Linked DNA regions of Homo sapiens: all the other regions are linked to region 1. The links are chromatin contacts, found by Hi-C or POLR2A ChIA-PET in ENCODE. All regions are on one chromosome and are shown on one strand. Each heading gives the region's core, a stretch centred on a gene start or an enhancer-like site at or near the end of the contact. The rest is flanking DNA. Distances are from core to core; before and after follow the strand shown.

The links. Hi-C counts contacts between places; a loop is a spot of excess contacts on that map. ChIA-PET counts read pairs that join two places held with the same protein, here RNA polymerase II (POLR2A). Pooled maps may share reads with other maps.
Region 2: a pooled map shows a loop between it and region 1 (4-fold over the local background). The contact joins the enhancer-like site here to the promoter of C12orf75 in region 1. A Hi-C loop is called at or near these places in 2 of 37 single-sample maps with no recorded cell type and 4 of 50 pooled maps.
Region 3: a loop to region 1 is called in a map of OCI-LY7, with 3 times the contacts of the local background. The contact joins the enhancer-like site here to the promoter of C12orf75 in region 1. A Hi-C loop is called at or near these places in 1 of 168 maps with a recorded cell type or tissue (OCI-LY7), 3 of 37 single-sample maps with no recorded cell type and 3 of 50 pooled maps. POLR2A ChIA-PET finds 5 or more read pairs at or near these places in 1 of 52 experiments (activated CD4-positive, alpha-beta T cell).
Region 4: a loop to region 1 is called in a pooled map, with 4 times the contacts of the local background. The contact joins the enhancer-like site here to the promoter of C12orf75 in region 1. A Hi-C loop is called at or near these places in 2 of 37 single-sample maps with no recorded cell type and 8 of 50 pooled maps. POLR2A ChIA-PET finds 5 or more read pairs at or near these places in 1 of 52 experiments (activated CD8-positive, alpha-beta memory T cell).
Region 5: a loop to region 1 is called in a pooled map, with 8 times the contacts of the local background. The contact joins the promoter of CHST11 here to the promoter of C12orf75 in region 1. A Hi-C loop is called at or near these places in 1 of 37 single-sample maps with no recorded cell type and 9 of 50 pooled maps. POLR2A ChIA-PET finds 5 or more read pairs at or near these places in 2 of 52 experiments (T-cell and activated CD4-positive, alpha-beta T cell).
Region 6: a pooled map shows a loop between it and region 1 (2.0-fold over the local background). The contact joins the enhancer-like site here to the promoter of C12orf75 in region 1. A Hi-C loop is called at or near these places in 2 of 37 single-sample maps with no recorded cell type and 7 of 50 pooled maps. POLR2A ChIA-PET finds 5 or more read pairs at or near these places in 1 of 52 experiments (activated CD8-positive, alpha-beta memory T cell).

Annotation. Positions count from the first base shown.
Region 1 is chr12:105,328,600-105,332,613 of GRCh38, reverse strand. It overlaps C12orf75 (chromosome 12 open reading frame 75), which reads right to left and starts at 1,923. Exons shown (of 6, transcript NM_001145199.2): 1 at 1,677-1,923. The coding sequence starts at 1,722. RefSeq lists an enhancer at 298-841 and silencers at 1,498-1,597, 1,628-2,287.
Region 2 is chr12:104,578,300-104,582,120 of GRCh38, reverse strand. All of the region lies in intron 1 of CHST11 (carbohydrate sulfotransferase 11), which reads right to left. Among named protein-coding and RNA genes, the nearest start is that of MIR3922, 11 kb to the left of the region's middle. RefSeq lists an enhancer at 1,897-2,006. Within about 2 kb of position 1,847, at least 3 of the 41 ENCODE cell types and tissues checked have a DNase peak (open chromatin) inside an H3K27ac peak, as active enhancers do.
Region 3 is chr12:104,476,555-104,480,473 of GRCh38, reverse strand. The region is part of intron 1 of CHST11 (carbohydrate sulfotransferase 11); the gene reads right to left. Among named protein-coding and RNA genes, the nearest start is that of CHST11, 22 kb to the right of the region's middle. RefSeq lists an enhancer at 1,704-1,753. Within about 2 kb of position 1,918, at least 10 of the 41 ENCODE cell types and tissues checked have a DNase peak (open chromatin) inside an H3K27ac peak, as active enhancers do; they include OCI-LY7, where a contact is called at or near this core.
Region 4 is chr12:104,669,809-104,673,970 of GRCh38, reverse strand. The region is part of intron 2 of CHST11 (carbohydrate sulfotransferase 11); the gene reads right to left. Among named protein-coding and RNA genes, the nearest start is that of MIR3922, 80 kb to the right of the region's middle. RefSeq lists an enhancer at 1,956-2,560. Within about 2 kb of position 2,175, at least 31 of the 41 ENCODE cell types and tissues checked have a DNase peak (open chromatin) inside an H3K27ac peak, as active enhancers do.
Region 5 is chr12:104,454,275-104,458,668 of GRCh38, reverse strand. It overlaps CHST11 (carbohydrate sulfotransferase 11), which reads right to left and starts at 1,721. Exons shown (of 3, transcript NM_018413.6): 1 at 1,140-1,721. The coding sequence starts at 1,257. RefSeq lists silencers at 183-242, 403-542, 1,133-1,412, 1,453-1,622, 1,703-1,832 and enhancers at 933-982, 1,903-1,982, 2,003-2,052.
Region 6 is chr12:104,692,943-104,697,055 of GRCh38, reverse strand. All of the region lies in intron 2 of CHST11 (carbohydrate sulfotransferase 11), which reads right to left. Among named protein-coding and RNA genes, the nearest start is that of MIR3922, 100 kb to the right of the region's middle. RefSeq lists an enhancer at 1,195-1,334. Within about 2 kb of position 1,280, at least 8 of the 41 ENCODE cell types and tissues checked have a DNase peak (open chromatin) inside an H3K27ac peak, as active enhancers do.

The DNA of each region.
Region 1 (4,014 bases), core at 674-3,173:
GATTACAAGCAGGCGCCACCACGCCCAGCTAATTTTGTATTTTTAGTAGAGACTGGGTTTCACCATGTTGGTTACACTGGTCTCGAGTTCCTGAGCTCAGATGATCCACCCACCCCAGCCTCCCAAAGTGCTGGGATTACACAGGCATGAGTCACTGCGCCTGGTCCATCATTCTGATTTTCATTTGGCAATGGTACCCCCTCCCCATCCCTAAAACTGACAAGCAGTTCATTAATAAATCAAAATGTACATGCATGAAACTAGCCTCATTTTAAGGGAAATCTGCTACAAATCCTTCCTACAATTTTTTTTAATGTGGATAACTTTTCTTCACCTTTTTTAAGTAGGCTACACATGCAGTGGATTGCATACGGCCACAGTACCTAGTAGACTGAGACACAATTTGAGTGCGGGGTGTGGCCCTGACATTGTTTCATACAAGCAGAGCTTTCTGGCCACAGGCAGGTTTGAAGCCCGTCTGCCCTCATTAGCATAAGGTGCTACACTAACCTTCCCCACTGTTAAATGAATCTAAAAAGTTCGCTCTCCTGTGGCTCTCTGCATTGTCACCAGGACAGGATTTAATTCAAGACTCAAATTGAGTCTTAAACTCCATTTTTTACCGGCGTCTGGGTTAAGGGATGTGACAGGCCCAAGGTTACAAAGTCATTGCCAGGGCCTCCACAGCCGCCTAGGAAATACCGCAGCCTCTGACTGCTGTTTGCATTTGCTGGTTAGGCTAGGATGTGGCATCTGGTTGACTTCAATTGGAGGAGATAGGAGCTCTTTATCCAAAAGGACACTGAAATAGGTCAGCAGTTATTACTCAAAACAGATCCAGGGTACCTTAAATCCCGAGACATAGGCAGGGTGAAATAGAAGGGTGAGTTTTGGCAAAAGTCACTTGACACAAAGCCTGGCTGGCCCGGGGAAGCTAGAAGACCTTGCCTGCCAATCAACATGAAGTGGTATAAAAAGAAGTTTCTATTTGTGTGTGTGTGTGTGTGTGTGTGTGTGTGTGTTTAATGAAAAGTATCTTAACAGACTGTTAATAATAAAGCTCTGTCTCACATATGTAAAACATCCTTACTGCTGCAGCTTCTCAGAGAAATCCTAAGAGCAGCCCAGCCGGTCTTCGGCATCAAGGCAGACACAGATGCGTTTTTGCAGCTCTGCTTCTAGTTCTCCCCAACCCCACTCCCACCCTTCCCCGCTTCCTGCCCCACCACCACTGCCCGAAAAGTCCTGTCTTGCTCTGCTGCACTTTTCCAGGTGCAGCGCCTTGGTTCCGAGGAGATGGGGGAGAGGCCTGGAGGAGCAAGTGTGGGAGGTGGGGGAGCGGCCGGGGACCACGTCCGGGAATCCTCTCCCCCAGGAGAGCCCTGAGACCCGCCAGCTGCAGGTGAGCCCCGGCGGCTGCAGGGGAGCCCGCGACAGTCCTCCCCGCGCTCCCTCGGCAGAGACGCCCCGCAGGCTCGACTGCTCCAGGCGCAACCGCCCCCGCGCGGGGGACTTGCCACGCTTTCGGTCTTTCCAGAAACGGGCGGTCTGCTCCTGTCCCGAAAATGGGGACGGGGAGAGGGGGCTGCGCGCCCCCCACCCAAGATCCCTGCACCCTTCCTTCCCGCCGCCTCTCCCGCCCGCCCCCGCCGGCCCCCGCCTCCCGCCGGACTCACCTTGGCCCGCGCCCGCGCTGGTGGCGGTGGAGTTCCCGCAGCCCATCGCGCAGCCGGCCGGGGAAGCCGCGCTCCGGAGCTCTCGGCCGCGGGTCCTGGGGGCGGAGACCCAGACGAAGGGCGGCGCACCCCGAGCGGGAGGCTGACGGGGCCGCGAGGGGCCAGGAACCGAGTGGGGGCCGCCCCCTCCCACCGCCGGGAGACGCGGCCCGGGGCGCAGCGGGCTGCGGGCTGCCGGGCGGAAACCACCCGGCACCCCTCGCCCCGGCCCCGCCCCGCCCGGGGACCCGCCGGACCCACCCGTCGCCCCAGCAACCTCGGCACTGGCCAATCCCCAGCCTCCTGCGCGCTTCGCGGTCGGCCATTGGTCGTTATTACGAGGGGCGGGAGTTTAAAGTGGGCCCCGGGGCGAGGGAGCGGCAAGGGGCGTGGCCGGCGCAGCGGGGTGGGGGTGCCCACCTGCCCACCCTCAGCATCCTCCTCGCCTTGTCTTTGCTTTTCTTTCCTCACTTCCCCTCCCTGCCCCAGGATGTGGGGAGGAGAGGAAGTAGCAGGGGGCACCCTGCACAGTGGACGCCCAATAAATGCTATTGACTGAATGTTGTGCAGGTCTGAAGCCAAAACCGAAATCCCCAGCTGCTTTAACAGAAGGCCAACGCAGCTCTGTTCCCCATACGCACTGCCTGGCAAAAGTTCTTCCCCAGATTGGTCATCTTGACCTATTCCTCTTTAAAACAAATGTCTGCAACGATTTCAATAACTTGGATTCAGGACCTCCTCTCTGATAAATGAGAGAACTGTGGATGGGCACGGTGCTGTACGTTTCAACATGATAGTTGGGCCAGCGTTACTGCAGTCAGACTGTCTGAGTTAAAGTCTTCGTTCTGCCCCGTGATAGCTGCGTGACCTCAGGAAAGTAACTTAACCCATTGGGTACATCCCTTGTTTCACCTATAAAATGACAGTAACTCAGGTACATATAAAGTACCTAACAAAGTTCCCTATCTTTAGTAAATATCAGCTATTATCATTATTATTATTAACTCTAATAGAAATGAATACAAATTCCTTAAAGGGAAAGACTATCTGATTTTTCATAGCGTCCTCCTGGCTTGTAATACAGACTCACTAAATGTTTTGTGAGGTGACTTCAAGCCAGGAATTAAAGCTCCATTTTAAATTCACTTAATATTTGTAGGGAGCCTAGCCTGTGCCAAGTCCTTTGTTAAGTTCCGGGGATACAAATATGTGGGAGACAGTCTAACCAGGCAGATAGATTAAAATAAATTAATTACAATATAGAAGGAATGTTAACAGAGGAATACAGGTGCCATAGAGTCCCAGAGGATGCTGGGATGCTAGTTAAAAGACTTGCCTAAGGCCAGGCATGGTAGCTTACACCTGTAAACTAGCACTTTGGGAGGCTGACACGGGCGGATCACGAGGTCAGGAGTTCGAGACCAGCCTAACATGGTGAAACCCTGTCTCTACTAAAAATACAAAGATTAATTGGGTGTGGTGGCATACACCTGTAATCCCAGCTACTTAAGAGGCTGAGGCAAGAGAATCACTTGAACCTGAGAGGTGGAGGTTGCAGTGGGCCGAGATAGCACCACTGCACTCAAGCCTGGGTGACAAAGCGAGATTCTGTCTCAAAAAAACAAAACAAAACAAAAAAAAAACAGACTTCCCTGAAACCATACTGTTGTGTTTACATAAAAATAAAAATATGAACCAGAATCAAGGACTTGGCAGGTTTTTGAACATGGCCTTTGAGGCAATGGTGCGTTCTATCATTCAGGATGCAAAATATACAGCATTCTCCATTTGAAAATTAGCTGTGGTAGCCATGTGCTGAGAGGATAATTAATTCTTGGATAAATAAAGGCATTTTTTAGTTGACTTCTAGAAGTACTGCTTCTCTACCAGCCTGTGCTGTCTTGGTTCAGTGTCCATCCTAATACATAGCCAGAACTGGGGAAAAGGGAACTATCAAGTAGCCGAAAGATATTCTCCTGCTTATTTCTGTGCTGACACTAGACTCCAGCCTTAGGACACTTGTAAGAGACAGAAAATGGACCTTGACACCTAGAAACTGGCCTAGAAGCTGTGACACTCAACAGCTGGGCCTTTGCATTCTCCTGTTAAACACAGTTGCATAGAACACCAATATCACACAAGGCCACTCTATAAACTATGAAATGAGACAAAAAACAAGGTGACTCGGTAATCTTGTCTAAGTGCTGACAAAAACAAGGTCATTGTGCAAACCCCCAAAACACCAAACATCTCCCCATCCTGCCTGATAGGATTGTCTGCTGCTGCTTTACCAGTTATG
Region 2 (3,821 bases), core at 598-3,097, 750 kb after region 1:
CACATTTCCATATTTCAATTTCTCGCAAATAAGGATGCATCCTACAACCATAGTCTTCTTAGACTGGATGAAATAAGGATAGAATGATGATGCTGACGATAATGACGTAGTGCATCCCTTACTTCCTTTCCACCTCCCTCCGTCCCATCCCCATCCCCATCTCAAAGCCCAAACTCCTGGATGGAGTGTTTGTTCTCAACTTCTCTTCCTTTTTCTTTTAGTTTGCTACAAGTTGAATGCTTTGTTTTCCAAGCCAAGACAAATCTCCTCAAATTCAAATGGCAAAGTGCCACAGCATCAAAATGCCCTGTGCCTTCTGAGGCTTGCTAAGATGCAGGGAGGCAGCTCCAGGGTAACAGGCCCTTTGAGACCACCTGTGCCCGAGCCACTCCTCACACAGCCAAGGTCACTGCCCTGGATGTCATGAACAGCTGGGGAAGTCTCTGTCAGGTTAGACAGAGGTAGTGGGTCTTCAGCAGTACCCAGAAAGACCCTCCCCACCCTCCTGCCCACCAAATAACTGCCTCAGCCCTCACTGAGGCCAGAAATCCCAGGCAGTGTTCCTTTAAATCAACGGTTTCCAGTCACTCGACAATGTTTGGCCACTACATCAAATCATAACCAGCTTTCTCAAAGTCTGAAAAACTACAAGAAGTTGTGGTTCAAATAAATAAATAGGGATAAATTTTCCTCAATTATCAAGCTTTCTCCCATAAAACTTTGTTAAACAGTTGACACAGCTGTGCTTGAATCATAAACACAGATATACATATATAAACATAGATAGTACTAATATCTCAACAAATATTAGTATGTCATGAAGACTTCCAGATATCTGCCACCTGGCCAAGCTTGAGGTTGTTCCCCCAGCAGAAGCTAATGCAAGTCAACACCCTGAAGCTAATGAAGGCCAACACCCTTGGGATCAGAGTCCAAAGTCCTCAAGGATAAGGATGCAAGAAGCATCCATTTATCAGAGGTTCTACTCAGAAAAGGCTGATGGGAGAAGTAGCTCCTGCATGTCCAAGGTCAGGAGTTCAGGGACAGAAATCAGGACAGAACAGGAGGGCCAGAAAAACACCAGAAAAGGCAGAAAAGGCACTCAGATTTTTGCCTTTCACTTTGTCCTGATCTCAATAAACATCAATATTCAAGGCTTCACTTGCTTTTCACGATGAGTGTATTGGAACTGAAAGTTCTGAGACAATTATAAGAAATATGAAAACCCAGGCTAGGTGCAGTGGCTCATGCTTTTAATCCCAGCACTTTGGGAAGCCAAGGCAGGAGGATTGCTTGAGGCCAGGAGTTCAAGACCAGCCTGGACTTGAAACCCCGTCTCTACAAAAAAAGAAAACAAGAAATATGAAAATTCCCCTTCCTTCCAACTGAAGTATGGAGCCTCAGAAGACTGAGCACCCATTTCTTGACAAAATCCTCCTGGCCCAGCTATATCCTAGAAGTAAATTACAACAAGTAGAGAGAAAAAATTGGGCTCCCAAACTTCCAGGAAGCTTTGCATGGGGCACAATCCTAGCTGTTATAGAGGTTGAAAGTTAAGTTACATATTTTTCTACCATTCTCTGATTGTGTCTGACATACTGAATATTCATTTATTTTGCCTTTAATTTATCCATAATCGACATGTCTACCATGCATGAGGGCTTAAAGCTCCACTGAAATAAATTACATCCCATGGTATTTAGAAACAGGCAGCCTAACATCTAATCTAATTGACCTAATTAACCCTTTTCTTAAATGCCCATGCTTTACTATATCAGCCAGAGCATACAGTGAACGCTTTTGGCTTTATTGTGGCTGAACAATATTAGAAACTTTAGTCAAATCCAGAACCCAATCTTTAGTTTCAATTTCCTTTCGTACTCCAGCTCAAGCCTGAAATCTTCCTTCTTGTAAACAAAAACCACAAAAGATATTCTATCCCCCATTCCCCAAATGTAGGGGGAAAGTCACAAATGATGTCTGGCTTCAATCCCCTAATGAACTAGCTGAAGGGCCTTGAAAGCAAAAAGACGACGCTTTTATTGAAAGTTCAGGCCTTTTTCTTCAAATGTCCATTAGAATAAAAGGGACTGGTAACTTAGGGATGATCTTATGTGATCATTGTCCACAGTCTTCAATTATAAGCAATGATTCTGTGTGCTCCTTGATGACCAAAGCTGGTGGAGAGTACGGTAATTAACCCAGATGATTCAGAAGCAGCAGAGGATCCAATGCATCACTTCTGGTCATCTTGATACTGCTAGACCTTAGACATTTAGCTTTTATCTCCAATTACATTTTGGCTTAAACAGTTATTCAAATTACCTTCCATCTGTGGGATACAAGCTGGTTGGGTGTAGTGGGTCTACACAATTAGAGCGGGCAACAGATTTAAAGCAGGCAATGTGTGGATGTGCCCTCCCCTGCCGGGCTGCTGAGGAATACACCCCGGGGAGAGGGGCGGCGCATCCACACATTGACAAATGAAAGTTACCCACGTTACCATGTATCATTCTCTTGAAATTACATTTGAGATAAAACAGTAAGATAGTAGCCCATTTCTGACATGGGAATGATAATAACGAATGCCTGTTTCATTGTCTGTTCCGACATGTGCTCCACACTCATCTTCAGTGTCCCTCATTTTAAAGATGAGAAATCCAAGGTCAGGGAGGTTAAGTGATGCCCCCAAGGTCACAAGATCAATCGCTGGCATCTCCACTCTATTGATGCAACAAAAATGGAGGCTGGGCAACATCAAGTGACTTGTCCAGGGACAAGAGCAAAGTGGTGGGGCAAAGACTTCAACCCAGGTAAATTGGACCCAAGTCTAGTCTTATTCCCTCTACACAACAACTGCCTCCCACATGAAGGCTAAAAAGAAAGAGCAGATATTCACTGAGCAACCACATGGTACTAGGAGCCCAGGAATGGAGGAGGGGAAACAGACCCAACCCTCGCCAAGCTTAAAGAGCAAGCAGAGCTTCTGCTCTTCTTCAAGCATCTCTCTCTCATTGCTTAAGGGTAACAAGGAAACAGGGGCATGTAACCAAGCCCTTTGATAAGTACCTGGGCACCTTCTCATGGCTTCTTCTGGTCAAAGACAGCATCAAGTTGCTTTTTGTTGCTACTTTGAGTAGGACCAGGCCCAAAATAGGCCCTCAACAAACATTTTGCATTACGTGAGTTAATTAATCCAGCTTTGAAGCTGAGACAACTGCATGTCACAAGAGCCTAACATTTTCCTAGCTTTTACCTGAGAACATGAGGGGTTTGGCTCTCACATGGCAGTCTATCTCCAATTAACACTGTTGGCTTTTCACAGCCTCCTCAAGAATTCCTATCTCTCTATCTCCAATTAACACTGTTGGCTTTTGCCTCCTCAAGAATTCCTGTCTCAGAGAGCTTGCTGAGCGCTTTCCATGGCTTACATGTGAATCACTTTTCACACTGCAAGGACAGTGACTAAATAGTATCAGACAGGACTTAGGGATTCTGGGACAGAATAAACCACGCCAGAAAGCCGATGACTCAATTCTCCACTTTTCAACTCGTGCTGTCATCCCAGAGAGACAGCCAACGGACCCAGCGCTCTCATCACAATAGAGGCAGGGGGTTCTGAAAATGCAACCAGAAAGATAAAGATCTTAGGAAAGACACTCAAACAGAAAGATCTGCTCAGAGCCAAAGATTGATTCTACCCAAATGCAGGAAAAGAAAAATGGAGAAGTCACCAAATCTATAAATGATTTTCGGAAGAATATTCAATTCAGGAAAACTTATCGTTAGGTGTATTATATTACAAGGCATCTAGTTCAACG
Region 3 (3,919 bases), core at 669-3,168, 850 kb after region 1:
CCTGAGTAGCTGGGATTACAGGCACCCGCCACCATGCCCAGCTAATTTTTTGTATTTTTTAGTAGAGACGGGGTTTCACCATCTTGGCCAGGCTGGTCTCAAACTCCTGACCTCGTGATCCACCCACCTCAGCCTCCCAAAGTGCTGGGATTACAGGTGGGAGCCACTGCACCTGGTTGACTTCATCTTAACTAACTATATTTGCAATGCCCCTATTTCCAAGTCAAGTCACATTCTGAGGTTCCAGGAAGAACATGAATTTGGAGGGGGGGGCGGGGACACTATCAACTCAGTGCACTGACTAAGCAGATGTTTATGAAAGATAGGCCTGAATTCAACAGGGGCTCAGAGCACTGACCAACTAAAGTATAGAACCTTTTGCAGCAGAACTCCTGGTTGACCCCCAATATCCATTCTCTGTCTTCCTTTAGAATAAAGAAAACACAAGTTTAGCACATGACCACACGGAATGAAGACTACCTTTCCCAGCCTCCCCCACAGACATAAATGGCTGGAGCTAAGTGAGATTTAAGCAAAAGTGATGGATCCAAGGGGAATGCCCTCCGCTGGACCTCTCTCCCTCTTCCCACTGGCAGGAAGGCAGACATGGTGGTGAGCCATCTTCAACAAGTGGCATGCATACATGAGAAAAATATGTCCTGTGGCTTCTTCAAGCCATAGGAACACATTTGTCTTCTAGCAACAGGAGGTAAACAGAATCAAAAGTTCATGCGGCCATTTTCAGTCCAAATAGGTTTTCCTAGTGGCAAAAAACTTCCTAGCATACTACCTACTACCTAAGAGTGCAAGACTTTTTAAAATCTAATTATATATTTTTTACCTCTTGCCTCTCTTGGTTGTTATTCATCAGAAAAACAAGATCTGATGCCTGTCTTGGATAAGAGCATCTCCAGTTTTCTTTCTCTCACTCCCAACCTTACTCTCAAACTGGGCATGTGATCCCGGCCACACCAATGAGATTTGCTCACTCAACAGATTTTTACTGAACACTTGCTGTAGGACAGGCACCGTTCTAGGAGCTGGGGATGACAGTAAACAAAATATAAAAATCCCTGCCCTTAAGAACTTTACATTCCAGAACTTTTGTGGAAACTGCTGGAAAAAAGAAGTACTCTCTCTTTCTACTGGGACTGCTGAAAGGCTAGGATGGAGGCTGGAACCGCAGGCAGCCATCTTGCCACCATGAGGAGACAGACACAGCATGAACAATCACATGCTAGGGTGCTTGGTCTCTGCCACACTGAGTTTGGCTCAGTTCCCTGAGCCAAAAAAAAGGGGGGGCCCTTTTTTTTTGCTTAAACCAATTTGAGTTGGGTTGGGAAAGGAAGGAGTTGCATCCAATTTCTACCAATACGTTAAGAGTCCCTCAGAAAGATATCTGAGGCAAGTTTGGAAATGCCAAGTAAAGACAGGTGACTCTTTTGAAAACGGCTTTTCCTTGGACATGCCTTGGACATGCACTGTTTAAAGGCTCCTTCCATGTTGTCATTTCCAGTTTTAAAAACCTCCTTTTCAATAACCCCCTAGAATGAAGGCACCAGTTCACTGCCTCTCCCACTATGTGTTAAGAACCAAACCATGTCATCTCATCCCCCAAATGACCAGAGACTAGATGGTTCCAGTCACCTCCTGAAGCTCTTGAAATTGCCTGCCACTGCTGCTGATGGCCACAGGGAACACCACCTTTATTTCCCAAAAGGCTAAATCCCACCGGTTTTCCTCAAGGTAGTGACTGGGCCCCAACATTTCTGATAATTGCTTTCCTTCCCAGGCAAGCACCTCCATGCTCTGGGGCCCCGTGAATACTCAGCTGTTAACAGGAACAGCCTGAACTAGACTTACAGATAACCGAAGCTAACTGACCACATCCTACTTAACAGGAAACCTAATAGACAGCTATTTTAGACTTATTCTCACTTCCCCTCATCCGCTTCCATCTCGGCACTCTGCTGCTGGGAAGTCAGGGTGTACATAAAAGAGACTATGGGGAAGGGGTCAGTGGAGACTCCAGAATTCAGATATAAAAAGGCTTAGGGACGTGGACCTGGTGGAAGAGAGGTGCTGGCACTGCATTCACGTGGCAAACATCACATTTTTACTTACAGTGTATTTTGGGGTCTCTGGTATGGGCTAGTGGAAATCATTTTTTTAATGTTTAAGAAAAGAAAATAATAAAATTAAAATATACCCAGGCCTTCCTTCTGGAGATATAAGTAACAGAAATACTACACAGGAAGCTCCATCTGCCGTGTGTGTTTGTGTGTGTGTGTGTAACGATCAGCAATGTCTTTCACTTTTGCAAGAAGAAAGATACAGTTTGAGTTATGGGTTTGCTTTGGTTTTTCTCTCCCTGTCTCCCACCCCCACTTCCTGTTAGGGGGGTTGCTTCCCAAACTTGAGAGCCCCATCAACACACAGCTCCCTGGAGAGGCTTCATTCTCAGGGTGCTGCCAGCCATCACCCTTCTTAGAGTCATAGGAGACATGTGAAGAGCTCTTAGACCTTCTCACTAAATGAACTTCCTCATAACTGAATTCCTTTCTCCAATCAGTTGAGGACAATTGAGTGCACAATGCCTCCTAGAGCTATCATTGTGTCTTTCCAACTGCAGAGCAATTGTTCATTTTCCTTTCAGCTCAAGGATCGTTCCTTGTCTTAGTCCATTTGGACTGCTATATCAAAATATCCTGCACTAGGTGGCTTGTAAACTACAGAAATTTATTGCTCAAACAGTTCTGGAGGCTGGAAAGTCCAAGATCGAGGCACTGGCAGATTTGGTGTCTGGAAAGGTCCCACTTCCTGGTTCTCACTGTGTCCTCCCATGGCACAAGAGGTGAGGGTCTCTCTGGGGTCTCTTTTATAAGGGCACTAATCCCATTCATGAGGGCTCCCTCATGACCTAATCACGTCCCAAAGACCACCACCTTCTAAGAGCCTCATATTGGGGATTAGGTTTCAACACATGAATTAGGGAGAGACGCAGCATTCAGACAATAGGGTTTCTCCATATGTTTTTCCTCCTAAATCACAAAAAGAAATTTTTCTCGCAGATGCCAGCCCACGCTTTGCAGAGAGAAGTTCTTATTAGAGCACTTTGAGTCAGATGAGCCAGGGCATCCGAGCTCCACCAACTACTAGCTGGGTTACTTTAAGTTAATTACAAAACTTCTCTGAGTCCCACCTAAAAATGAGGATGAGGCCAGTTCTCCTCGCCAGGCTGTGGAGAAGACTAAATGATTTAACACCTGTAATGGGTACCTAGTGAGTAGCAGTGAAAATGTATCTTTTCATTGAATTTGAATCCTAAGGATGATCTATTATAGGACTCTTGGACAGGCACTGAGGGTATGGAGGTGGCTTTACAGCAAGCTACTTGTCCATTCATGAATCCCCCTATCCCTGGAAGCCCATTAATAAGATACTTTGTGACATCTGAAGAAAGTTCTGTTCTCTTCCCAGATCAAGTGAAACCTCTCCTTACCTTCCTTGGCTCATTCATTCAGACATGCAAGCATGTATGCAACAAACATTTATTTTATTACAAGTCTGTCATACGCCAGGGACTGGGGACACAGTTTGTGGCCTCCAGAAGCCTATAATCTAGTATGGACCAAAAACTCAATGCAAGCATGAATGTTGAGATAGAGGAAGGCTCCATCAGGAATCTGGATGACAGCTTAATCAAAGGAGCTGGGATATAGTAAGATGGACATATTCACACACTGCTGGTTGGAGCATCAATAGATACAATCTTCTAGAAAATAATTTGGTTACACTTATCAAGAGCCTTCAAAGGTTTATAACCTCTGAATTGCCCCTCTGAAATTTTATCTGAAAGGGACATTAAGAAACTCAGACAAAAGTTTAGTTTACAAAAAAAACGGCATTTTTTTAAAAG
Region 4 (4,162 bases), core at 926-3,425, 660 kb after region 1:
AGCCATAAAGACACGGGCAGGGAAGAAAGATGCCACCAACGTCTGTGGAGAGGCAAGACTGTAACATGCTGCCTTCTCACTGCTCAGCCAACGTGGATTGATGCAGAACATGTGTCACGAGGCTGACCACATTTAATCTTTCAGCAGCCCTTCCAGGGAATGTTCTGCCAGACTCAGAGAGGTTAAGGAACTTGCCCAAGGTCACACGGCAACAAATTCCAAGTGATTTTAAGTAGGTCGAAAAGTCGAAACAAACGGTTTGTGAATGTGCTGTGCTACATGTTAAATGAGTTGTCTAGGACAGTCTCATTGCCTGGGGTAGCTTCCAATGATGATTATGATGCCATGATGATAATCACCATAAGAATGGTTGATATTTATGGAGTGCTTTGCTAATTGCCAGATAGCACTCGAAGCACTGTACTTACATGAACTCATTTAATGCTCATAACAAACCTATGGGTAGGTACTATTATCATTCCCATTTTACAGGTGAAGAAACTGAGGCCCAAAGAGGGTAAGTTACTTGTCCAAGTCAAATAGCTAAAAATAGGTGTCACCACATGTGTATTTTTGAGAAAATGCTCTAGGCTCACCCTAGAAAGCCTCAAGTCAGTGTTAATCCATGTAACAAACCATTCCATTAACAGGTACAGTAGGCTGAATGGTACCTCCCCAAAAGATAGGTCCACATCCAAATTCCCAGAATCTGGGAATGTGACCTTCTCTGGATAAACGGTCTTTGCAGATGTGATTAAGCTAAGGATCTTGAGATTATCCTGGAGTGTGTGGGTAGGCCCTAAATATTAATGACGTGTCTTTATAAGAGACAAAAAAGAAGACAGAAGAGGGGGCAGCAACGTGTACATGGAGCAGAGAGATGGGGCCCCAAGCCAAGGAGTTTGGCAACTGGGAGAGGCAAATAATAAATCTTCCCTTAGAGTCTCCAGAGGGAGTACAGCTTTGCTGACACCTTGATTTTGGACTTCTGGCCTCCAGAACTGGGAAAGAATACATTTCTGTTGTTTTAAGCCACCTGGTCTGTGGTGATTCATTATGGCAGCCTCAGAAATGGTGGGGCAGGTATGGCCAAGCATCAGGGTTTCAGAGTAATCCTCACGCCTGGGTGTCTGAGTGGTGGCAGCAGGAGAACAGAGGTGCCATGCGGGAGGCATGTGAAATCTGGGGGAGGCTCTTGGCTTGGAAAGTGTAGGAGGGAGAGTCACAGTCAGAATCACGAGCCAGTTTTCCAGCCAAGAAGGCTGCCCAGCAGAGCATACGCTTGTTGCCATGCACTGAGCTGCCCGTCATGGTGAGTAATCTTGCCCCATTGGGAGGTTACTCCTCCCGAGGTCCCTTTGGAGGTGGTGAAGCCAACCATCCTCACATGTTCTATTCCTGAAAGAGGCCAGGGCCAGGCCAGCTTCCAGCTCTCAGAAACACCTGCTCGTGGAATCAATGGCCACAAGGCATGGGATAGCTGATAAAGGGGTTTTCCTTCAAAGTTTTTCATTCTCTGCAGTATTTTGGCAGAATTTGCCAGAAAGCAGAAAGCAATGGTCTCTTTATTCTCCATTTCTGGAGCTATCTGCTCCTTTCGCCCCTCTCTGCAAAGACACTTGCCACAAGACAGCTGGACAGCCGGGCCCCTAATGGAGTCCTGCACACACATCACTCACACGAGCCATTACTCCGCAAGCCAGAGCTGACCTTGGGGAGAGAGGGACAATCCCCTCTCTCCCACACGGTCCACCCCCCTGTGCAGGCCAGACAGGTCTCAGGGAGGTAGGTTTCCAGAAAACGCGCTTCCCTGACATTCCTGGGCATTTTCATTGTCAGGGATGGAGAACTCGAGCTACCCAAATTGTATCAAAACATCTGAAGTCAGAGCAGAAATCTTAATGCTCCTTCCTCCAGGGCTGATCATTACAATATTCCTTAATGGGTAGGACATGGTCACTGACGGGTCAGAAGGAATGCTGCCTGGGAACTGTGCCAAGGCCTCCTGCCAAGTGCCAGTTTTGCCCCATCCCCCAACCACACCCCAGTTATGGAGAGGAAACTGATGAGTCACTGGCCGATTTGCTAACTTCAGTGTCCCAATGCCACACGCCTACAAGGTGACAAAGGGGGTTTCCATTTGGCTGTTGAAAGCCTCTTCTCACATTATGCAAGAAGAGGGCTGGGGGCGGGGAGGAGAGAGAGACAGAGAGAGAGAGAAAAAGAGAGAGAAAGATAGAGATTGGGTAAAATGTCTAAAATTCAAATCATAAGTTCAAGGGGGACTTTCTGTAAGTAAAGGAATCTTTGGTGAATAAAGTATCACCTCACTTTAAACAGTGGCTTTGCTCACACTGTAGGCGTTCTCTAGGCTGCCTGAGATAACTGTCCTGGCCCGTTTGCTGCGAAACCTGTGGGGGAAGCGACAGGACTTCCTAGACCGATCACAGTGCAGTGGGCTAAGAGCTTCCATGATCAAAACCATGATCGCGCTGGTAACAGTAATGATCAGTAGACAGGCATTCCAAGCACTTGATGTGGCTCTCCTCATCGAATATTCTTAACAACCCTAAGAATCAGGGCAAATACTGACCCCACTCTGCAAATGGGGAAATGAAGGCACAGCAAAACCAAATAACTTGCAGAGCCAAGATTTCAACCAAGCAGCCCTGCTCCAGGCTTTTCCCTACCACCCACACCCCATGCTTAGGATCACGGGCGCAGCAAGAAGCCGTGTCCAGTCAGACTGGAGATCACAAGAGGCTTTGCGGAGGAGGGTGTGCCCATGGCCAGCAGACTAGCTGTCAGCTAAAAGGAAAAGGTCATCTGCTCCCACCCCGTGTTAATGAGAAAAGCTAAAACTAGCCATTCTCTACCATCTCATCTCCAGTATTCCAATCTGGTGATTATGTTTTCAGCTCTGAACATGATCTTAGGGCTTCTCACCTGCCCAACACCCTCAGAAGGCAGGGCAGGAAATCCATATGTGGGAAATCAAAGAAACTGAAAAGGCAGAAGCAGAAACACAAAGCTGGAAAAGAGTGTGTGTGTGAGTGTGCATGTATGTGCATGTATGTATGTGTGTGTTTCTGTTGGTGTATATGTATAGGTGTGGGGGGTATGTGTGGGAGTGTGTGTGAGAATGTATGTGTGGGTGTGTGTTTATGTGGGGTGTGTGTGAGAGTGTATGTGTGGGTGTGTATTGGTTTGTGTATGTGAGGGGTATGTGTGGGAGTGTGTGTGTATATGTGGTGTGTATGTATGATGTGTGTGTATGCAGGGGTATGTGTGAGAGTATATTTGTGTGTGTGTGGGTATGTGTGGGAGAGTGTGCATGAGTGTGAGTGCGTGTGTATGGATGTGTTTGTGTGGGAGTGTGTGTATGAGTGTGAGTGCATGTGTGGGTGTGTATGTGTGGGAGTGTGTGTGTAAGTGTGAGTGCATGTGTGTATGGATGTGTTTGTGTGAGTGTGTATGAGTGTGAGTGTGTGTGTGTGTGGGTCTGAACATATGCACTTGCACATGTGTATATGCTCCATGAAGGAGGCTATGTTGGGGGTGGGTGGAGGAAATGGAGGCAGTTCATGGACGGTCTGGAATAGAAAAGCGGGGAAGGACCACCCTGCCCTGGGTGCCGTGCAGAGGCAGAGATTGCTGGTGGATTCAGAGTGGTGGGGAAGCCCCTTGGTTTTGAGGACTCGCTCTGCTACAGCCCTGTTAGCATCCTAAGGACTGAGGAAGTTGGGAGACCACAAGGCCTCTGTGGGCTGCTCTCACCAGAGTGCACCTGGCCAGGGTGGACCCCCCTTCCTCCCTCTCCCTGTGAGGCCAGCAGGCCCTGCAGCAGGCGGTGTGGAGTCCAGATTCTTCTGACTCTCTTGGCAAGCTTCCGCCTCTGTCCAGCTGTTGGCTTAGGTGAAGCTTTAGGAAAGCGAGAGGGGAAAAGGGAACTTAGATTTATTAAGGGCCTCCTCTAAACTAACATTTGTTGAGTTGAGCAATTTCTATGTGCTAAGCACAAGTATTTGATATGCATCAACTCAGTTCTCTTGCCACCTTTTGAGGGATTGGCTATTATTCCTGACTGAAGGTGAATCAACTGACAAAACGGAAAAGCCAGGCTCACAGGAGGAGGAAGTGGCAGAGCTGGGATCTGGACACG
Region 5 (4,394 bases), core at 472-2,971, 870 kb after region 1:
GTGGCCCGGCAGGGGGCTGCTAAGGGAGGGTAAAAGGGAGCAGGGGAGCCACGGCTTGGCGGGGAGACCCGCGTTACCCGGAAGGCTTCTCGGAACGTTCTACCTGTTGGGCTTCGCAGCCGAGCTGCTCACCCCCGGCCGCCGCGCTCGAGGGCGCCCCTCCCTCTCCAGAACCCAAACTTTCCCTCGCACCCCTAGGAAGCGACGAGCCTCGTCCCTCCCCCAGTCCAGATTTCGGACGTGGAACTTTGCCTGAGCCACAAGGGACCGGAGGAATGGGGTTCATTCCCACGCCGCCCGGGGGATTCCCGTTGCTCGGATCCCAGAAGTGGGGGATGCAAACGGACGGTCAGCCCAGGACCTGGCCAAAGTTTCCTCCAAAACTGCAGTGGTCAAGGCGTGACCCAGGAGCTCGGAGTTTCCAGCTCAGGGCTGGGGGCTGGAGCAGGCCCCGGGGCACCAGCCGCAAGGTCACTGCGGAGCCGGACCCCGGGGGCAAACGGCCGGCGCGTGGTGGAGGGGCAACGCTGGGCACCCGACCACTCTCCACACCTGCTCAGCTCTGCGCGGAGCCCGGGACACGTGGGAGCCCAGTCCCGGGCTCCCAGCCTGCTGCAGGGACTCGCAACCTCGCCGGGGCGTACACCCTTCGCCCCCGGCCCGGCAACCAGGAAGAGGCGGCTCGCCCGGGCGCAGAGCAGCCGGCTCCGGGTAACTCTTTCATCCTCCGACCTCGGCAGCAGCAGGGAGGGAGTTTCGTTCTCCTCAAACCAGCCCCTCACCCCCGGTTGCTTCCCACACCTCTCCGTTTCCCTGCTACCTCGCAGACAGACAGACAAGGGACACAAAGAAAAAAAGAAGAAGAAAAAAAAAAAAAAAAAAACTACCGCCCCTCCTGGTCCCATCCTCCAGCCCGGAGCCGGTAGGAAGAAGAGGGCGAAGCACACCTTCCCTTCTCCTCCCCATCCCGACGCGGTGACCCGGGTAGATCTGGGCAGCCAGGAGCTCTGGGCAGCCAGGAGCCCCGAAGAGGCCGAAGGCGGAGAGGTAGGGTTGGAAGAGGCAGAAATCAGGCGGAGCGAGCTAGAGCGCGAGAGAGAAGAAAATATCCAACAAAACCACGCTAACGCGCCCCCTACCTGGGTGCAACATACTTTGGAAATAGAAGATGACCAGGATAAAGGATCCCAAGCAAGTGGCCAGCACCATCCGGCAGATTCTGTTCATCCTCATCACTTCCAGCAGCGCTGGCTTCATGGCTTTGTCCTGGCTGCGGGGACCGGGGTGTCCGGGAAGCGCGCCCGGGGCGCAGGAGCAGGGACCCCGCCGCGCGGACCGGAGCCCGGGAGGCGCGGGGCAGAGCTGAGCAAGGCTCAGAGGGAGGATCGGAGTCGCTTCGCGGCCGCTCTCGGAGCCCCCAGCCCGGGCAGGGGTGTGGAAGGTGCCGGAGTTGGTCTGGAAGTGCTGAGATGCGTGGACCCGCTGGCTGCGCGCTCCTGCTCCTCCTCCTCGCCGCTCCGCCGCCTCCTCCGATCCCGCCGGCGGCCGCCGCTGCCTGGTCGCGGGCCGGGCGGCTGGGGTGCGAGCGGTGATGGTGGTGCCGCCGCCGCTGCCGCTGCGCTGGCCGCTGTGGCTGTCCGACGGGCCCTCTCCCTTCTCTCCAAAGGCTACTTCATTGCGCTCCAACGATCTATATATTCCGGGGCTGGGTTTTACCAAATGCAACTCGCGGCCCCCGGCGAGGGGAGGGCGCCTGCGGAGAGCCGGGAGGAGGGAGGGACCCTAGCGCCGGGGCGGAGCGTCGCGCTCCCCCCGCCCCTACCCGGGATATGGTCGCGTCCAGCTGTTGCCCGGGGAGTGCGGTGTGCGCGCCGCGCTCCCGCAGGGTCCCAAAAGCCCTCAGTCCCCGGCCGGGCTCGGCCGCCGTCTGGAGGTTGTGTCAGCGTTTCCATGACAAAACCCGGAGGAAAAAAAGACGAAGAAAATCGCCTCGGTGCTGCCACCCACCCCCGCCAGCGTTTGGAGAGGGAAGTGGCAAGCAGCGGGCTGGGTCTCGGAGGGAAGAATTAAGGGTTAGGGGGTTTCTGGTGGCTGGCAATTATTTAAAATCCCTGGGCGACGTAGCGGGGAAGTTGCCCCAAACCCCCAGGGAGCGAGTGCCCATTTTCCGACGCTCAGAACTGGGCGGTTTCGTTTTTCTTTCAAAGGACAGCCCAGCTTGGGAGTCGGGGTTAAAGAGGGCTGACTTAAAGTCAGGGTTAAGGAAACTGCACGACCCTCGGGTCAGGCGACAGCTGAGCTTTCCCGGGGACTTATACAGACAGAATCTCTGACACCCACCATCACCACCATTCCTCAAGGCAAAAGGGATCTGTGGGTTGCAAAACTCTGCTACCCCAAAGGGTAGAGCATCCTCCAAATTATTCAAAATTAACAGCAGTCTTAGCTGGGAGGGGGTGAGAAAATGCCCCTAGGAAGCCACCTCAACCAAGTCCAGAAAACTGCTGGAAAAGCCAAGCCAGCCATAGCACTGGCAGGTACATGGAAAGATGGTGCTGCTTTCTTGTATTGTGTAGAATGACTTCCAGTTTCCAATTCCATGCATTTAGGCTGTTTCACAATCAATAAAGTGGACACAGCCAATAGTGTAGGGATCACTCGTATGTCAGGGAAAAAAAAAATGTTAGTTAGACTAACCTTTGTGCCTTATCAAGTCATTACTAATTCAATTAAAAATGAAATAAGATACTGTGTCTTTCAATGCCTCTCACAAAATAGGCATTTGATAAATTCTTATTGAATCTGAATGTAATGGGCCTTATCCTCCCCTCGATAGACAGAGACACAACTTGCAGTTAGACACATGCAACAAAAACCACCTGGGCAACCTCAGTTCCCTTCCCCCAGAGTTCTCCTCCAGCAGTTGCATGGTGGGGAAAGTAACAAACTCAGCAGCCTTGCCTTTGATTACAGAAGACAATCAAAGCACAATATTTATGTAGCCGGTGTGCGCTGTATTAATTTGGACTTACCTGTGAATAAGTTGCTTGCTCAAGGAAGCCAGGCTGAACAAGCTTCAGACAGAGTCGTTCTCCAGTGATTCTTCTGCTCTGGTGATAGGAGATCAGGAATGGGAGTTGCACTGCACCCTCCCCACCTCCCCACCATCATCACTAAGAAAGGGGATTCCTTGCAGAGGGCATGGCTTAGATGGGCATTTGCACAAAGCCTTTGCCTGGAATATAAGTCTCTCATTTAACACTTGGCTTTACAGAGCCAGGGAGGGGAAGGGATTTACTCCCAGGTCACCCAAGTGACCTCTCACCTCATAGGCCAAAGACTTCAGTTACCTGCCCCAAAGCCTGGACATGCACAAGGCAGTTTGGGAAGTCACAGGGTCAAGGAAGAGATCAGAAGTCCAATTCCCTGTGAGTCACAGAGATCATGGAGTTGGCCCACATGGTGGGGGAGGATGGTGAATCATGCCCAACATCCATTCTTGCATTCCCACAATCAGGAACCTGCCCAAACACAGTGAGGATTAAGGCTGTGACACATAAGCTACCACCTCTCCCAAGAAGTCTTTGCTGTTTTCTCACCTGAAATTGCAACTTTCCTCCTCTGCGCTGTGAGCACTAGGTCCAAACCTCTTTTGGGCCACTGTACCCACTAGGCTGAACTCCTTCCTGGAGATCCAAGTTGTCTTCATCTCTGTCTCTTTCTAATGCCCAGCACAATGACTGGTACATAGTAGGTACAAATAAGTCAGAGGCAGAGAGGTAATGCCTACTTGGACTAGGAAGTTAGATTAGATCACCTCTAAAATCTATGACAAAGGTCAGTGGTAATGGTCTGTGATTCTGTTGTTCTATGCACATTGAGGGGTGATGAAAAAATTCTGTTTTCTCCTTCATCACACTCTAAACTGCCCAACTACAGTTAGAATCATTGCTTTCTTTCCATTCCTAGCCTAAGAAAATTTTGTTACATCTTATGCTATATAATAAATATTAGCCAAGTAAAGGACAGTATTAACTGATAAAACTGAGGAGAAAAATTTTATACTTTGAACATTGAAAGAGGAACGGATCAGTCTTCAGATCCTTTCTCCCTCATCTTTCTAAATTCCCTTTTGCCCTGAAAGATTCTGCAGATTGGCATTGTGCTCATTGTGGGACCTGGCTTGATTGATTGACTCTCCAAATTCAACAACATGCAAGTGAAACTGGGGCCTGCATTTTTGTTTTGTTTTGTTTTGTTTTGTTTTTGAGACGGAGTCTCACTCTGTCGCCCAGGCTGGAGTGCAGTGGCGCGATCTTGGCTCACTGCAAGCTCCGTCTCCCGGGTTCACACCATTCTCCTGCCTCAGCCTCCCGACTAGCTGGGACTACAGG
Region 6 (4,113 bases), core at 31-2,530, 630 kb after region 1:
TGATAAAAAAATGGAAGCAATTTATCTGTCTACCTATAGGTAGATACATAAATAGAATGCAATATAATCATATGATGGAACATGATACAGTAATTGGAACAGACTGAGGGATCCACAGGGCTGGACATCAAAACACATAGTTGTACAGAACAGGCAAATTGAAGAGTAATATATTCAGTATGATAGCACCTACATAAATTATGAAAACATAAACCTGTGTTGCATATTGTATCTGGGTCCAGATATAGGAGTCACAGTATAAAACAAACACTGGAATTTATATTGTAAATTCATAAGAGGTTGAGAGGCAGGGATGAAGGGGAGAAGAGGAGATTCAAAAGAGATTTCTACCTTGGTGATGGTTTGTTTATTTTATTTTATTCTTTTTTTGAGACCGAGTCTCACTCTGTTGCTCAGGCTGGAGTGCAGTACCGTGATCTCGGCTCACTTCAACCTCTGCCTTCCCGGTTCAAGCAATTCTCCTGCCTCAGCCTCCCATGTAGCTGGGAGTACAGGTGTACAGGTGTGCACCACCACGCCCAGCTATGTTTTTTTTTTTTTTTTTTTTTTTTTGTATTTTTAGCAGAGTCGGGGTTTCACCATGTTGGCCAGGCTGGTCTTGAATTCCTGACCTCAAGTAATCCGCCCGCCTCAGCCTCCCAAAGTGCTGCGATTACAGGCGTGAGCCACCGTGCCTGACCCTGATGGTTTATTTCTATTATATAGGCAGATCTATAAAAGATCTGAAGCAAATATGCCACAATGTTACATTTGTGAATTCAGGATGGTGAGTAAAAAGTGTTTATTATATCATCTGCTGCACTTTATCTTCAAAAATTTCCCAAGTAGACAAAAGGAAAAAAGAAAAAAGGTAGGGTGGGTGGGAGCCAAACAGAAGGCTTGGAAACCATTTCTGTGCTCTTTGCACAGCAAAGGGAGCATGCAGATGGCGAGTTAACATACCTAGGAGGCTCCCCTGGGGTTTAATGTTGCATTGTGTACCCTCAGAACGACTGCTCAGCAAAGGCAAAATAAACACATTTCCTGTGCTTCCCTTTCTCAGCTCCGCAGCCCTGCCAAAGTGGGGGTGGGAGGGTCACATCATTTATTTACACAAGGTCCTCTTTATATGGACACCTCCAATAACGTTATTCATCGGGTTGGCTCCTCCAGGGCTGCCCCACTGTTCCCAGCAGGCCAGGAGTGTGACTTCACGGTGAAGCGTCACGTCCAAGTTACTCTGTACGTGGCAATGCCAGCTACCCACAAGAAAGGAGGGCTGTGAAGGGGGAGCTGGGGCCGCTTCTGGGTAATGGATTTCCCCCGCCCCCATTTCTGGCAAAGAGCTCTGTGGTCACAGAATTAAAAAAATCTATCAATTGTAAGCTAAGGCACATGCTGGGTGGAAGTGAGAGTGAGGGAACCTATTCTTATCACTAGCTCTGAGGTAAGATAGAAATGTCTGGAAGCTCCCCGCTTGCAGCTGGGAACTGTGCCTTAGTCATCTTTATGTTTCCATGGCTTTGCACAAAGTAGGTGCTCAGGAAATGCTTGTTCAATAAGCAAACCACAAGGACACATACACACACACACACACACACACACACACTCATTGTGTTGTGAATTGTGTTTTCATGAGTTTTCTTTCTCTTCACAGACAGTGTCATCTAATGGTTAAGGATGTTGATTCTGGAACCAAACTGCCTAATTCTAGGAACAGACACAAAACCTCTACCTCAGTGCCTTCAAACTATCAGGCCTTGGAGGGGGCTGAGCTGAGGCCCTCCCCACAATAGCTGGCACATAAGGAGCATTCGAGGAATGTTGGCAATTTCCAAATTTAGTCTCAGGGCAAGCCAGTTGGGAAGGCAACACCATGTCCATCTTACAGATGGGACAGCTGAGGCTCAAAGAAATCCTGTTGCTTGTGAAAGGCCACACGTGTTCCTGCCAAATGATGATGCCAGGATCTGAAGGCAGGGTGTCAAGCTTCGGAGAACCCCCCAGCATCCCCTGTGGCTCCATTTCTCAACAGCTGACTCAAGGACCAACAGATCTTTCTTGGCTGCTGTGTTTTCTACCCAGCAAAGGGTCCGGTGGGAACCCCCTCAGCCAAATGGGAGCCACTGACTTCTGTGGGGCCCAGAATCTGACTCAGGCCCAGGGAAATCTGATTCCCACGTCAAAGCTCAGGACTCGGAGCTGCACTGGTTCCGAACACAGAGCAGGCATAAAGTTCTGATGCCAGAAGAAGGCAGGAAACTCCAACGAGCTTTAATCACTCTCCCATCACGAACAGCTCTAGTGACAGCTTGGCCTTTCTATCCCAGGAGTTCAAAGAGTTTCCATCGTTCATTCTCACAAAGGCCCATGTCCCCTCTGCCTCGTTCCTGCTTCACTTTATTGAAGTAACTGTGACCCCAGATAGAATCCTGGCAGGTGACCCAGGTGAAGTCACCCGCTTCGTTAAACTCATTCCCTCCACTAATGCAGCGTCAAAACAGGGGGCTGTGCTCTTGACCACACCCAGGTTTTTTAAGAAAATGACCACAAAAACAAAACAAAACCAAAAAACACATTCAAAAAACATTTTTTTCAAAAGTGGCATCTTGGCCACCTTTGAACTCCGGGGCCTGGTGCAGCGCCCAGTGCAGGATAAGTGTTTGATGAATGCTGAGTAAGAGGAATGAGAAGGCAGCTAACAGCAGCCCTGAGAAGCAGTGCTATTACCCACATTCCACAGGATCAGGAAACAGATTCAGAGAGGTTAAGTGGCTTGGCTGGGGCTGGACTGCGGCTGGAGAGTGGAGGTAGGTTTGAATATGGGTTTTTGCTGGCTCTTGGGGGCTTTTAATGTAGGTACGTCCATGATACAAGCTACCCCCTGCCCCATGGTCTATACAATACCTGGCAAAGCTTTCTGATGAATAGATATGCCATAAAGCTGGGTAAGACCACAAACTTTGAGATAAATGTGCGGGCCAAATCCAGTTAGCTGCCTGTTTTAATATGGTCCTGGAGCTAAGAATAATTTTCATATTTTTACATGGTTTTGTTTTAAGTAACTATACAAGTTCCTATGTAATATCCTTGATATTGCCTCTTGGCCCACAGAATCTAAAATATTTACTATCTGACTTTTTAAGAAAAAGTGACAGATCCTTGATGTAAACTGTATCTCATTTTATATAAGCGGTCCCAGAGAGTAGGGGTGTGCCCGAGCCCAGAGGCCTAATCTCTAGATTGAGGCCTTGGTATCCATTCCATCTCAGCTCTCACCACTATGTACTTCACTTTGGCTAACTCCTACTTATCCATCAATCTCATCTTAGTTGTCGCCTCCTCCAGGAAGCCCTCCCTGACCCCCAGAGACCAAATCAGGGGCCCTTCTCTGTGCTCCCAACTTCTCATGGTCCCTTAAAACCCCCATGTCCTGACACTTGGCATGCTGCATTAGCATTGCCACTTTCTTGTCTCCCATCCAGTGGACTGTAGACTCCACAAGGGCAGGCACCATTCTGTCAGAGTTAAGAAGTTGTGTAATTTAAGTGACCACACATCCTGGTGTGCCTGAGACAGCCTCATCTTATGCCTGTTGACCCAGCACAAATATTAATGACGATCCTTCCCTCTCAAAGTGTCCCAATTTGGAGGATAAATTATATAGTACTGCTACCCTAGGTATGGCATAGTAGCTTAAGAGCATGGCCTCTGGGTTCCAATCTCAGCCCTCCATTTTTCAGTGGTGTCACACTGGGCGTGTTGCGCTGATCTGTGACCCCTTCAAATTTATATGTTGAAGTCTTAGCCCCCAGCACTTCAGAATGTAACTGTACTTGGAGATAAGATTTGGAAAGAGGTAATTAAGATACAATGAGTTCTTTGGGGGGCGGGGCCTGATCCAATCTGATTGATGTCCTTATAAGAAGAGGAAATTGAGACATAAGATATGTGTGTGTATGGAGGAAAAACCAAGTGAGGATGCAGCAAGACAGTCATCTGCAAGCCAAGGAGAGAAGCCTCAGGAGAAACCAACCTGCAGCCACCTTGATCTTGGACTTCCAGCCTCCAGGACAGTAAGACAATAAATTTCTGTGGTTTAAGTCAGCAGTC